Regions from separate parts of the Homo sapiens genome. Here region 2 is linked to region 1. Evidence: read pairs that join two places in POLR2A ChIA-PET (ENCODE). Cell type or tissue: A673. All regions are shown on one strand.

Region 1 (8,000 bases):
TTCCCTACTCTGATTTCTGGGCAAGCTTTTGGAATCTATTTAATCTTTAGAAATGGGTTTCAGAGAGGTACACATTTTTAAAAATTATATATTCGTTCCTGTACTTAACTATACTATTTCAACAAAGACAATAATCATTACATGATGTTTATAGTAGCTTCATGGCTGAAGCCATCCGTTTAGTTAAAATTAACCATAGAACTTGGAGGATATTGTGCTAAATGAAATAAGCCAGACACAGAAAGACAAACACTACATGATCTTACTTATATGTGGAATCTAAAATAGTCAAACTCATAGAAACAGAGTAGTATGGTGGTTGCCAGGAGCAGAGGGTGAGGGAAATGAGGAGATGTTGGTCAAAGGTTACGAAGTTTCAGTTATGCCAGATGAATGGGTTCTGAAGATTTAATGTACAAAACAGTCACTCCAATTAACAGTAGTGTATTGTATGCTTGAAATTTGGTAACAAGGTAGATCTTGTGTTCTTTTCCACAAAAATGGAGAAAGAAGAAAGAAAATGGAAACTGAGGTGATGGATATGTTAACCTTGATTGTGATTATTTCACAGTGTATACATATATCAAAACATTAAGTTGTACATCTTAAATATATGTGATTCCTGTGTGTCTATACCTCAATAAAGCAGAAAAAATTCAGGAATAACATTGACTGTAGAAAAAAGTTCCTGATAGAAAACTATGTGAAGCAAGAAATGGAAATATATACCGTATGATGCAATGAAAAGAACTTCAGGTGTACAGCCTAAAGGTCTCACTGAAGCATGGCCATTTACACAACTTTGAGCTAAGTACTCTGAGCCTTAGTTTTTTCATCTATAAAATGGTGAGATTAATTCAAAGCCTTATTGTAAGGATTAAATAAGATAACATGCAAAATGCCAGGCACACAATGGAATAAGCATTCATACTCCTTTTTGCTGTTTCAAGTTGTAAACTCATGTGTTTTCAAATGGAAGAGGATCCATAACTTTTATCATTTGGAATTTAATAAGGGTGACTTCTCTCCTACTGTCTTTTTTGTACTATATTCTGATTAAAATATGGATGCAGCTTTTTGATGTTTTCACTGAATTTTCACAAGTGCTTAACCTGCCAAAAATAGCTTATTTACATTATATTAATGTGTAGATCTTAGTGATGTTAGAGGAAGGACAATGATGAATAGTACTGTATTTGCTTCTAGTGTCATTTAAAAATTAGCTTTTCATTTATGTTAAAGTTCAGATGTCTTGTTTAGATTGTGCTTTACTAAGAAGAGCTTATAATAAAACCCTTGAGTTAGGTATTCAGATGATTTCATGATATCCTGTAGAATCATAAACAATTTTAATATAACTTTAGAAAATATAGTATTTAAAGAAAAAAGATTAGAACCACAATGGGATGTCCCACAGTCCTCCCGAAATTTTCTGTGATACTGGAATGAAAATATTATGTTATGTCAGCCATGCATTTTGAAACAGTTGTTTAGTGATAAGGTTTTGGATCTGATTTTTCTTTTGTCTTCAATTAGCATTTTTTTCTCTTCTGCCATAAAATGTTTTGTTTAAATAAAATGTGCTGGATGAGGTACATAAAAAGAGATTATCTTAGAGCTGCTCTGGAGGGATGGGAGACTATAATTCTTCAATATATTTTCTTCTAAAGGGGAATTGTTTTACTCAGAGCTTCAGAAACCAAGATAATCTGTTATAAAACTTACTATATTTGGTTATATATCATAATAATTTTCTCATATGTTAATGAAACCCGAGGGTTTTTTTCAATTTAGGTATATGAGGTGAGTTTTTAATTATAAAATGAGACATTTAATTTATAGGAGTCAAGTATAGGGTTTAAATTTTCTCTGTGATAGAAGGCAAAGGGAGAAAGGCTCTGAACTCAGAGCCAGAGGCCTGCATTCCAGTTCTGGCTCTTCCACTAGCTCATTTTATTAATCAAATCACTCCACCCAATTGGTTGTCAGTGAGTAGCAAAGGTTGAAGTAGGTTGGGTTTTTAATTTCTGTGGCTTGAGGGCTACAGAGGTTGAAGAAAGTGAGGAAGAGGAAGCCAAAGGGGTACTGCTCACAAATATGTAAAAACACCCACTTTAACCTAGGCCCATATATTTTATATAGGAATTCTACGTGAGATTTCATTTGAAACAAGAGTGCTGAATTTATCCTCAAAATAAATAATAAAAAAATATAAATCTGCTCTGTTAGATTTATCTCCAGTTCCCCTGCAGTTCTGAGATTTACGATACCTGTATTCCTTACCCTCATTACTGGGTACCACAGTGAGGGGCAGTCGGGCTTGTGAATCAGACCTGTGTTCTAGCCCAAGTAGTGGCACTAGTTACTTGAGCAAGTGATAGCCTCTTAGTTTGACTAACTGTTCTTTACAAAATCTTCCTGTTTTATAATCTGTGGTTCCAGGCTACTATGGGCCCAGGTTTTTTGTTGTTGTTGTTGTTGTTGTTGTTGTTGTTTGTAGTAGAACTACAAATATTAAAGTGGAATTTTTTTAAACAAGGATAATTGGTAAAGTTCAGTATTGATAATAATACATGACTCCCATGGGCACCAAGGTTGTCTGTAATCTTCATAGAGAATAAGAGCTGAGGCTGGGTGCAGTGGCTCATGCCTGTAATCCCAGCACTTTGAGAGGCCAAGGTGTGTGGATCACTTGAGATCAGGAGTTCGAGACCAGCCTGGCTAACATGGTGAAACCCCATCTCTACTGAAAATATAAAAAAATTATCTGGGTTTGGTGGTGCGTGCCTGTAATTCCAGCTACTCGGGAGGCTGAGACAGAAGAATAGCTTGAATCCAGGAGGTGGAGGTTGCAGCGAGCCAAGATTGCACCACTGCATTCCAGCCTGGGTGACACAGCAAGACTCAGTCTCCCTTCCCCCCACCCCCGGCAAAAAAAAAGAAAAGAAAAGCTGATTCAGCTTTCAATTTTTAGCTACTCTAATATAGAAGAATATTAGTATAGTTAATCTAAAAATAGACTTGTTTTTAAAGATATTTTAAGTTTTATTAAAGTCCATTACATGTTTTGGGAAAGCAGATTTGTCTTCATGATGATTGCTTAGGTTTTATATGAAAATCAGTTTACACTTCCATACATACAAGCTAAACACCTCAGGCAAAAGGTGGCTTGGAAATTCATAGAATAAGTGGTTCATGTATGAATCACTGAAGGAGATATGTACTCATTAACATTTCATGGTTCAAAATATCCTCAATTTCAAGGACTATTGCAGAGTACACTGAATTTCATATGCTGATGTATGTATTGTGACTACTATACAAATTCTGTTAAAAGAAACAAATGATTCAATTTTATTAAATTATACATAACATAGCTATTAGGTGACAGTATTAAGTTTTTCTAAGTTTTTATTTTTTTTTTCATTGAAGAGAATAATTGCCATTCCCATTTCCCACCTCCACCAACCAAATAATGTATCACTGGCTCTTCACAAAGTTATGACTTGGGAAAATGCTGAAGGAATGGTAATATAAGATAAAGTGGGCTAGGCATGGTGGCTCACACCTGTAATCCCAGAACTTTGAGAAGCCAAGGTGGGTGGATCACCTGAGGTCAGGAGCTCAAGACCAGCCTGGACAACATGATGAAACCCCATCTCTACAAAACTACAAAAATTAGCTAGGCATGATGGCTGGTACCTGTAATCCCAGTTGCTCAGGAGGCTGAGGGGGGAGAATCACTTGAACCTGGAAGGCGGAGGTTGCCTTGAGCCAAGATTGCACCATTGCACTCCAGCCTGGGTGACAGAGCAAGACTCCATATCAATTTAAAAAAAAAAAAAAAGGCAAGGCGATTCATTAAGTAAAAATGAACATATTGCTGGAGCTGAGGTAAGTATCTAAGTATTTTCAGCAAATAGAGCCCCCGCCAAATTTCTATAGAGAGTTGGGTCAGCATTTACATCTTAGGGGTAGAAGCAGAGGAAGAAATGTCCCAAATTTCCAAACTCAAACTTCCTGAGGTTAGAATTCTTTTCCAGGCTGCTCTGATACTTAGGAGTAGGAAGTGTCATTTGCCTAGCCTAGGGTTTCTCAACTTCAACACTGCTGGCATTAGGACTGGATAATTTTTTGTTGTGTGGGCTGTCCTGTGCATTGTAGGATATTTAGCAGCATCCTTGGCCTCTACCCATTAGAGGGAATAACAACTCCTTCCAGGGATTGGCTGATGCCCCCAGCCGAGGCAGATAGCTCTCACTTGAGAACTCTTTCCTTAAAGGACTGGTTTGTATGCTTAGCTGCATTTCACCTTACTATTTGTGGAACACAGAACCTGACTTCTATTTAAGTGTGTTTCATACTTCCTTCTGAAGTGTGTTCCAAGTGACCAATTTATGATGAACTTTTATAACACGGCTCATTTATAAATGGGGAATATGTAGTTTTGTCTGTGTTCTCACTCCAGATACAGTATACAGTAATGAGAGATTGAAGATGATATGCAGGAAAAACGCAGTTGTAACTTGTCAAACGCACATTATAGATGAAGTTGTGTATCTCCTTTTTGCATTGGTTTTTGTCTTTTGTTGTTTTCAAAATACCACTTCATTTATGTTTGGCGTCAATGATTATTGCGGTTTTGTATCTTTTCATTAAGAAGGAGCAATAAACTAGTAAATATTAGTATAAAAGCTCATATTGAGTATTAGTTATTTAGTTTTATAAAACCTATCTGATAACATGGGTGAGGTAAGCAAAAGTCTTTTTTTAATATTTGAAGAGATTTATTCTGAGTCAAATATGAGTGATCATGGCCCATGACACAGCCCTCAGGAGGTCCTAAGAAAAATGTGCCCAAGGTGGTCGGGATGCACCTTGGTTTTATATACTTTAGGGAGACGTGAGACTTCAATCAAATACATTTAAGAAATACATTGGTTTGGTCAAGGCGGGACAACTTGAAGCGGGGCTTCTAGCTTACAGGTAGATTTTAAAAGATTTTCTGGTGCCAAAATCTGAGTCCCAATAAAATGGTTCTGAATCTCAGAATCTTAGGCGAAGATGACATTGGACAGTTCCCGTTTATGAAAATTATTGCAGATCTTGTAAAGAATCTTGCCTGTGAGTCAGAAAGAAAATGGCCCTGGTTTGGACTCTTCCTCTAATTAGCTCTGTGACTTGGGAAAATCACTTCACCTCTCTTGGTTTATAGACTCATCTGTCGAATCTAGAAGGATGGATTAGATGGCCTTCCAGAACTGTGCCAGCTATAATGTAGTGTCAGATTTTTTAAAAAATGTTTGTAAACTATGAAATTAAAATTATTTTTTTGAGTTGTAAATCTCTTACAGAGTACTGAGACCTAAAGGAAGAAGATAGGCTAGAAGAGGAATAAAGTATAAATTTCATTCAAAGATGACTGAAAATAAACTGATCTATTAAATCAAGCTGTGTGTTAAATAAAGAGGAAAGAAGTACCCATTCTGTGCTAAAAATTACTAGCCATATACTATAAGAAGTGATTGTTATGGGTAACCAGATTTGCTCTCAACAGCTCTGCAGGATGAGTATTTAAAAGTTAAAAAGCACAGATTGTGACTCTGACAATACTGGAACTGAAAACCAAACTATCAGTATCTTTTTTTTTTTTTTTTTTTTTTTTTTTTTTTTGAGACGGAGTCTCGCTCTGTCGCCCAGGCCGGAGTGCCGTGGCACTGTCTGGGCTCACTGCAAGCTTCGCCTCCCGGGTTCACGCCATTCTCCTGCCTCAGTCTCCCGAGTAGCTGGGACTACAGGCGCCCGCCACCGCGCCCGGCTAATTTTTTGTATTTTTAGTAGAGACGAGGTTTCACCTTGTTAGCCAGGATGGTCTTGATCTCCAGACCTCGTGATCCGCCCGCCTCGGCCTCCCAAAGTGCTGGGATTACAGGCGTGAGCCACCGCGCCCGGCCGTCAGTATCTTTTTTACTTTTTTTTAGCTTCTACTTTATATAGACAGATTAAAGACATCAAGTTATGAGTTACGTGAAAGAAATCTCATGGTTGGTCATCTCTATAAAACCATTTACTTGGATCTGGTTAGTTCAGTTCGTGAATTCTTTAAACACAATAGATAGAAATAGATTTTCAAATAGCATTGTCGTTTTTATTATGTAAATCCAGCTCATTCTCTCAGCAAATACAGTGTCCTATCTCTGTGTATTTTATTAATAAAATACAGATTTTTAGATGTTCTCCAGCCAATTCTGCAGCCAAATATGGAGAAAAGTAGTATTCCATTCTAATTCCTGAAATAATTACTTCATCTCCTACAGTACCAAATATATTTTCATAGTTTTCAGTTAATATGCAGAGTTTCAAATGTTGTCATTTGTCTTAAAATAGCTACTTTTCACATTTAGCTATAATACTTGAAAATCATTCAGAACACTGACCAGAATAATAATAAATAACTTCTTTCCTGAATACTTTTATGATTTTCTTACTTTTAATTGCTTTGCTAAATTACAGATATAATATCTGATACTTCTAACCATTTTGAGATTGATTGTTAATGAAAGGGATATAGGGAAAGGAAAACTCATCTGGAAGTTGATCTCTAAAAGGCAGTTATTTAATTATACCAGATATATTGTCAGATTTCTGCATTCTCTTCTTTCAGTGATGATAGGCCCCTCAGGATGATCATTAATTTTTGGCTATTGGCTTCTTTCTTTTACATGCAGACTGAAACTTAAAGATTTAAACAGCAGTGTTAGAATGCAAAACCGAAAGATACTACTGTCTTAGAAGTATTAGGGCAAAGTCACAAAGCTTTCCCAAGCTTCAGTATTCTTTATATAAAGTGGAAATAATAGTTCTTTTTTTTTTTTTAAGACTACTTTGCAGGATGTCTAAAATGAGAATTATGTTCATGCCAAATTTAAAAATCATTGCTAAATAATAGGATTTGACCAAATTATCTTACCATCTTTGTTTCCATTAGGTAAAATTGCAGTAATTGGATCTATAAAGATTTAAAGAATAGAACTCAGTCTTCTTATTTACTTTTCTATGTTATTAATAAGGTCAAAGGAAAGCAATATTTTGAGAAAGAAGATTCAAAGATAAAGTAAGGAAGAGAAAAAATAGGATTAATTTCCAAAGTAATGCAAATTATTGTGCTCTGATAATTCAGTTGGAATTTAAACTCCCTACTTAGTGAAATAGATGCTTTCTTTTTCATAAGCAAAACTGAGAGCTAATTTTTTCTCTCTCTAATAGGGCACATACTTCATAGCTGTGTTAATTCAAAAACATTTAAATAACAGGGTGGCAGTACTCAGTAAGAAACCAGTGTGGCTTTGGCTGTATTTTGTTGCTTCTAAGTCCTTTTCAAATATTATCATTAACTATACTCTTTATGCTATTTAATCTGCTTATCCTAATTTCCCTATGCTACTCCTTGAACTGGTAGATATACCCACTCAGTAAGAAAGCAAATAAAAATAAAATAGTTTGAGTCTTACTCTGGTGATCTCTCTATCTTGCATGAAGCTTTCTTTATATGTAAATTGTATTCCTCCCCTATTCCAAACCATTATTTTTTTCTGTCTCTAGATGTAAGGTTCTTAACAGTGCTGGAGATTTCATCAGATGGGGACAGACAGCTGATGAACATTCTTTGGCTCTTCAACCCCTTTTCTTTATTCTACCAAAACACTTTTCCATGATAAATACCTAGAAACATTTAGAAGCCCAAATATTCAAGAAAATTGTCATTATAATGCTTGCTTTTCTGTATGTTTTTACCACATTGTGTCAAGCCATTTGATGAGATGATCTTGCTATTATTTGGAAATAGTTTCCTTTTCTAGAATAAAATTCAATTCTAATCTTACCACTATAAATGATGTTTTTCTATTACCAAGGATCAAAAGAGTTTTAACAGTATCCCTGCCTTTTTCTTTTCTTTTCTTTTCTTTTCCCTTCCCCTTGCCTCCCTCTGTTGTAAAAGT
Region 2 (8,000 bases), 600 kb before region 1:
TTTGAAAAGGAAGGGGAAAAAATCTTTCCTGGTACTTAAGAAAACACAATATAAGAATTTTTCCTAAAAATCTAGAAAGGCATTTTTGGCTGTGGTGACAAAAACATATGTTAATGTGACTTGATATAGATCTAAACTTCAATAAACTTTTTTTTTTTTTTTTTTTTTTTTTGAGATAGAGTCTCGCTCCTGTTGCCCAGGCTGGAGAGCAATGGCACGATCTCGGCTCACTGCAACCTCCGCCTCCCGGGTTCAAGCGATTATCCTGCCTCAGCCTCCCAAATACTTGGGATTACAGGCATCCGCCATCATACCCTGCTAATTTTTGTATTTTTGGTAGAGATGGGGTTTTACCATGTTGACCAGGCTGGTTTCAAATTCCTGACCTCAGGTGCTCCACCCACCTCAGCCTCACAAAGTGCGGAGATTACAGGTGTGAGCCACTGCACCCAGTCTTCAATAAACCTTTTGTGAATAGAATAAATGATTTAAGAAGTTGAGTCAAAATGCCCCAGGACTCCTAAAATGGCCTTCCTATAAAAGGAATGCAAGCTAAAAGAAAGTGACATAACACAAATATGTTCATTTAACTGTGAAATAAGAAATTTTATGGCATAGAGTTGTTCCACAGCCTCTGCTGCCAAAGATATCAATGCCCTAATTTCTGGACCCAGTGGATATTTTACCCCACATGGAAAAAAGGAACTTTGCACATGTGATCAAGGTTAAGGATTCTGAGATGGGGAAGAGCAGAATGGATTACCCAGGTGGGCCCAATTTAAGCCCGTGTGAGTCTTTAAAAGAACCTTTTGTAACTTAGGTCAGAGTTAGAGAAGGAGATGGAATCATGGAAGCCAGGCGAGAGAGATCTAACAAAATGACTTGCTCGGCTATTGCTGGCTTTGATGATACAGGAAGGAGGCCACAAGCTGAGGAATGTGGGTGGCCTCTAGCGACTGGAAAAGGCAAGGAAACACATTCTTCTCCAGAGCATCAAGAACATGGTCCTGTTGATTTTAGATTAGTGAGACCCATACTGGACTTATATAGAATTAGAAGATGATAAATTTGCATTTCTAAAGCTGCTAAATCTGTAGTAATGTGTTATAGCAGCAATAGAAAACTAATACAAAGGCCATTTGTGAGCATAATGATTCTTCCTGTCTCTAGCTAAGCTAAGCTGAAATTGAAGGGAAAACTAGGAAAAATAGATGAGAAGCTAACCTAGAGTTCTCACATCACTGGGATATTGAATTAACCAATTCTAGGACCACCAACCACCAGACTTCTTGTTTTAATCATTCCCTGCAGGCAAATTTCCTCAATGATTCACAAGACAAGACTGATTTATATACACTAATACAGAATGTAAAATTCTAAGGTTTTTTTCCAATCACAGATTTGGGGGGCTATAAGTCATATTCTGAGTTGAATAATTTTCACTTCAAGAGTTCTGTCCTCCTCATCTATTACCTGTGAAGCTAGTAGGGAAGTATAAATATTCACTTTCATTTAAGCTAAAAACTAAAGACATTTCTTTATGTGTTTCCTTAATAATTTGTCACCAGTTTAGGAAACAAGTATTTAGTTGAACCGTGTGAAGGCTGCGATTGTCAAAATGGTATAATGGCATATAGTTCACTCAACTAATTTCTATTAGCTTGCACCACACAAATGGAGGAGAAAAAAAGGAGTAATCCATTCCTAAAAAATTATCACTCTTCCAAACCTTCTGCTAGCAATCTATGAAACTAAAAACATTAAGAGTTATCACGCCTCCTGCAAACCCTTGGGAGAATTTAGCCATACGCTTTATCTGGCACTCTTATTTGCCTATCAAATAAAGGCTCTCTATGCCTTAATTCAACCCAGTTCCATAATTATATTGAGCCATCTCTACCATCCTCACTAATCTCTGAAAATGTAAATAACTGTCAAAAATAATGAATTATTAGCAAAAACAAGTAATATTTTATGAGACTGAATGAGCTTTTCAAGATCACCCCCAAAGTCACCAGTTCTATGCTCTAAAACTGAATCACAACAAGAAAAGCAGTTTAGAATCTCAGCTTTCAAATCTCAAAATTACAAATATTATTAGGCCCCAGTCCCATAAATGAGTCATCAACTGAAAGGAAAAAAGTCATGGAAAAAAAAAATCAGCAAATAAAAACGAGCTTTATATTTATTCCTGATTCAACAAATCCCTGTCTCGAGAAACTTAATGAAGCACTTGACATTTAAGACATACATAAAAATGAAACTAGATATACAGAATAATCTATTATTATTTTCTAAAGTTAATGGTATGAACTAGTGTTACAGTAGTCTCCATAAGTGGCTATTAACATAGGTCAGTTAACACAGTAGTTTCATGATTTAGAAAGTTTCACTTGAAAGCAAGGCTACAGTGAACATAGGCCATTTAACTTGTTACATTGTGGAAGATTCAGAGATGATACACAAAACTTTACAAGTTGAAATGAGTTCTGTATTCTCAACATTTAAGTTCAGCTAACATTTCCTGAGCAACTACAATGAGCTGGGCACTGCAAAAGATGCTTTACAATATGCATTATATAATCCTCACAATAACCTCATGATATGGGTATTATGTCCCCCATTTTATAGAGGAAAGAAACTACGCTGTAAAAGCCAGGGTCACACACTTGTAGGGTGGACTCCACAACATCCCTCACTTCGCGTGTATATTACACAGCATGGTGTTAGTATTTACAGCTCAAATACTTACAGAAGTGAATAGAGGTACGAAATGATGAAAGATGGTTTTAATAAAAAATGGCAAGTTTTTAAAGCCTTTAATATACATTGTGGAATGAGGGTGAACTGCTGTGGGGCAGTGGTAAGGTGGCAGAAGATGAGAGGAAAATTATTTTAAATCAATGCAGAGCACTTTAAATAAAACATAATAGGATTTCTTTTAATCAGAGAAGCAGCATGGCATAGCACAAAGAGCAATGGCTTTAGACTCGGATCTGTATTCCATTCAGAGGGGCTGCTTCTTTTAGCTGAAATTCACCGAAGAATGTAACTTTCTTATATATAAATGTATACAATATCTGCCTTGATTCTTTCACATAAATGTTTCTGGGAGCAAATAAAGTAACATAAGCAAACATTTGACTAGTAAAAAATACATCAATAATATGTTGTTTTATTATTATCTAATTAATGAGTTTCATATTTTGTCCAGATTTGACCTAAGTATACTTTTATTAATAAATGCATCAGAGTAGTCTGCTAAAGTGAGATTCAAAAATGGACAGTCTGATGTTGAAACTGCCTTAAAACATTATTCTAAGTTGGATGAAATATTTCATTACATGTATTGGTTCTTTGAATTAAAAAAAAGAAAAAAAGGCAATATAAATTTAAATAGGCAGCAGTTAAGCTGAGGCTCAGGCCCAGGTCTTTGATGTTACTTCACTCTCACCACTGCACAAATTAGAGAGTCTAAATTAATTCTTAACCTTTTTTGCCAAAGACCCCATTGACAGTCAAAGAAGTGGACCCTTTCTCAAAATAGTATTTTTAAATGCATAAACAAAAATACATAGGATTTCAAAGGAAGTAAATTATACTTGAATGCAGCTATCAAAATGCATTAAACAGCAGTTTATGAAATAGTAATACACATGTGAGGAAGCAATGTAGATGTGCTGCTCAGATCTCCATTTAGGAAGAACTTTCCATTCAGCCGCAAGGAGTGCATTTAGCTGACAGGCTTCAAGTTGTTAGCACCTTTAGAATCCTCCTTAGCTTTTGAGTCCAGGCCACACTCCTCCTGGGCAGCCCCCAGCCAATGGCTGAGCCTGGCACAAGTAGTAAGGACTGCCATTAGGACCCAACGAGGGACTCCCCTCACAGGCATCATTTGTTCCAGAGCTCCTTCCTGGCTAGACTGGCTGAGAATTTATCAGGTTTACACCATGGTCTAAGGTTTTTCCCGCCCGGTCTTGCATCCTGACCCTTAAAAAAAAACACATTTACACTCCAGCATCTCTGTGTCTGCTTCCAGGTGGAAGCAATCAACAAAATCTGCTTCTTTATTAATGAATTAAATAACAAGATCTAGTTGCAAGTCTAATAACTACCTTAATTTTGAAATACTGATCATTTTAAATGATATTTCAACTTAACTAAAATAATTCTAATGTATTTTGAAAGTATATGTGAATTGTACTCATGGAAACTTAATAGGTACTGCTATGTTTGTTACCTATAATTGAAGAAAAAGCTAAATTTCAATTAGAGGTTAAAGTATGTGGGTTTTTTTTCCTATTCAAGTTCAGACCCCAGAATTCTATTTGCAGACCCCAAGTTAAGAATCCTGGGATAAAGTGTCTGATTTTGAAACATCCATTCTTTTAAGATACAGAGATGCACTTAGACAAGTGAAAGCTGTGGTTAACAAAAGGTCTCTAACCTGGCTTACCTACTCAGATGCCAACGCACATGTGAAAGCTTCTATTAAATGCACAGAATACATTATAAGATCATATGCCCAAATGATTTAACCTTGAGGGACAAGAACAGCTTATCTAAACACATGAATGCATAATCACCTAAAAATCTAAACTGTGAAATTCAAGATTCTAAAATATATAATAAAGTTATTTTTATACAGATTTTTCTAAGAATATACTATACTGTTTAACATCAAAATGCTACATAGAATTTACTACTTACTATATTATACCATTTATTTGCTATACTATTTATTTAATACCAAATTGCTATATAGCATTTAATCTAGCAAGAAGTCCTCTGTATCTACTTCTGACTCTCCTATCTTGACCCTATTCTCTTCCTGTGTTCCAAGGATGGTATCAGGTTACCATTCTAACTCTAGGTGATTCCATCTCTTCTAGCCAGGCAAACAGTGTATGTAATGGGGGGGAGGGGAAGGGGGAGAACAGGTAAATGAATAGCTAGATTTACAAATTTTTCTTCTTAAATAGAGACAGGGTCTCACTCTATCACCCAATCTCTACTTTTGTAGAGACAGGTCTCAATACATTGCCCAGGCTGGTCATGAACTCCTGGCCTCAAGCAATCCTCCTGTCTTGGCCTCCCAAAGCACTGAGATTAGAGGCATGAGCCATTGTGCCCAGCCTCAAAATATTATTAATGCCCTAAGATTACAATAGTGCATTCAGAAGGATAAGCCTCATTTAAATTTCCAGGTGAATAATAACAAGCACTAATTTGAGCCAGAGTCTTGAATGACAGAACATGATGCAGACAAGGCAAAGAACTGCCTAAAATAGGGAAGTGAACTTTAAGCAATCGGAGGGCAACTGGAATTGCCCTGGTGAAATGGAGAGTAAGGCAGAAGACAGAGAAAATGGAAGATAAATTCTGAGACAAAAGGTGTGAGATAACAACAATGAAATGTAACAACTTTATAATTTTGTTAAGGGATGATAGCTACGGACACACCACTAAGAACTTACTACCAAGATTAAAATATCAAGGTCAACTTGTAATATGGAAAAGCAACAGTATCCTCCAATCTACCATTCGTCAAGTGACTCCAGTCAAATCCATTACCCTAGTATCTTTCCTTTCTCCAGTAGAAGTAGGAAAGGAGAAAAAAGAAGGAAAAAGCTATGTGTATGTACATACACACACCAATACACATACACCCTAGTTTCCTCTCTTTCTGTTTGTAACATCTGTACAGTATGCAAGAAACATGTCTATTTATAGGGATTCAAAACAGACATGTTTTTTGTATACTGTACAGATGTTACAATGCATAAATTTCTACCACACTATACCAAAGATATGCTGTAACTAAGCATTTAACCAAAGCATTAGGTGGACTTGCAAGTCTTCCTTGGCTCCAAGCTAAATAAATCCACTTTCTTTAGCCTCTGTCTTTAGTTCCCATTTCGCTAAAGCTTTCAAAATAAATTTCCATTTCTTCCGCACCCCAACAGAGAATATACTATAACTGGTAACAATAAGATCCTTTAATGGGAAGATAAGATATTCTTGACCCATTTCATAATTTCTTTAAGTCTTTACTACTTTTGAGATTCAGCCACAGACAAGAACCAAATGATATGTCCCTAGAGAAATATTTCATTCTCTACTGACTTTCTCCCCAATCTTTCCAAATCAGTATTTGTGAAATATTCTGTTCTTTTCAGGAAACTTTACTATCTATAAAACATGTTGCATTTATTTTGGCATCATCTCTTTATTAGCATGCATTACAAAAAAACATATTTCTATGTGTTCACCTTAATGTAGCCTTGTGAGGTAGTTTAAAAAATTTTATACACATTTGTTTGTATAGAGGAATAAATTATGTTTCAAACACAATGCAACATCTTGAACACCGCCAAGTTGCTGGGATAATCCACGTTTATCACCTACTTCCTCAATTCTTTGTCCACTGAACTATGATGTCAGAAATCTAAGCTTGATTTGTTTTTAAGTGGATAATCCATTAACTGTTTCCATATGCCATAACTATTCAGTTGAGAAATAATTTATAAACCAATTTATGGGCCCTATCTGGCAAAAATGACACACCTGTTATAAAATATGATTACTTCAGAAAGCTAACAATTGTGGAACCACATTTTCATAATAAATTAGTCTAAGTGAATTAGACTATTCATATACTTTCAGAAAGCCCTTTAATCCCTATTAACAGTTTGTGAATAATGAAAGTAGTTAATATTAATTTTACTTGACAAATCCAACACCAATAACCTGTTAGTATACTCTAATCCATTTTCCAACAGCCTGTAAAAATTAACCAACAGATGCTTCCAATCTGGTAAAAAAAAAAAAAAAAATACATAGGTCATTAGCATTATTTTGATGATACCAAATGTTCAATATATGAATATTATGATTAAATTTCAGAGAGATAGATAAACAATCTTTTTTTATAACCTTGTTAAGTCTTAACAGAAGCTGAATTTAGTAAAATGTCAGTCTTTTCTAAAATCAAAATCAGCATTTGTTATTCCACTCCTTGTTATTATGCTTCAACTAAGTACTTGACTGAGTTTCATCAGGAATGTAAAAGCAACATGAGTATGGGAAGCACACCTGCCTTATTCATGCTGGTATCCCCAATGTCAAGCATGAGGCACAACATGCAATATGCACCCAATAAATAGTTATTGAGTGGAACAGTGGTAGCCAATAAGAAAAAGTGGAAGGTATGAAAGAGGAGGTATGAGAAAAAGAAAAAACATAATCTGGAAAAGTGCTTATATACATTTCCAGAATAATTTAAAATACAGAAAGCTAAGATGTCTCCCAAAAACTTACAACAGAGAGAATCAAGAAAACTGAAGTGAGCTACTTAACAGCAAAATAAAGTGTAAAAGAAAATGATGTAAGTGAATCAGGAAAAAATTACTGATTTTTCACAGGAAAAGGATTAGAGAGGATTCCTATTCCTCTACAGATATGGCACAAGGTACTTTCCCACAGAAGCGTTGTTGTAAATGGTCACAAAGATTAGTTTAAAAAGCAGAATAGGTAAGATCTAATTGGAAAAAAAAAAGTAGGAATGTAATAAAAGGCAACAGGAATTAAGAGGAAAGAGCCAAGCCCTTACCAAGAATATCTTGGTAATATGTAAATGTAGGTAGGGTTGGATAGTATCACAAGAAGCCAGAATTGTTTTGCCATCAGGAGACCAGGAGAAAAGATCTCAGCTGAGATACACTAAAGATTAAACAAGATAATATGAAGAGAACCCAGCTGAGGCACTGATATATCACGTATGCACAATATCTGATATAGATATTAGCTCCTTTTCCAACTCTAAGTGTATTAGACCTGTAAATCCCAGTAGTCTAAACATTAGAAGTCCTGAAAACCTAAAGTAGTGTCTACCATAAGAAAAAAGCCCCACTTACTTGACAACAAATAAAGTCTACATGACAGAAAACTTCAAGGATCTCTTTAAATGATTGGATTCAGTTCCTTTGTTCTTACTACCC

The links. ChIA-PET counts read pairs that join two places held together with the same protein. Peaks named below come from ENCODE experiments on the same cell type or tissue, not always from the same donor. Only the 100,000 strongest peaks of a DNase experiment are listed, where the experiment ranks them.
Region 2: POLR2A ChIA-PET joins it to region 1 with 8 read pairs; 2 of 35 experiments call an interaction of 5 or more read pairs at or near these places.

The regions. Positions count from the first base shown.
Region 1 is chr13:60,559,401-60,567,400 of GRCh38, forward strand. All of the region lies in intron 12 of TDRD3 (tudor domain containing 3), which reads left to right. Among named protein-coding and RNA genes, the nearest start is that of LINC00378, 110 kb to the right of the region's middle. In A673, no CTCF peak of the experiment used is centred here; no DNase peak of the experiment used is centred here.
Region 2 is chr13:59,958,721-59,966,720 of GRCh38, forward strand. All of the region lies in intron 17 of DIAPH3 (diaphanous related formin 3), which reads right to left. Among named protein-coding and RNA genes, the nearest start is that of DIAPH3-AS1, 50 kb to the right of the region's middle. In A673, no CTCF peak of the experiment used is centred here; a DNase peak (open chromatin) is centred at 6,411; H3K27ac peaks cover 5,173 bases.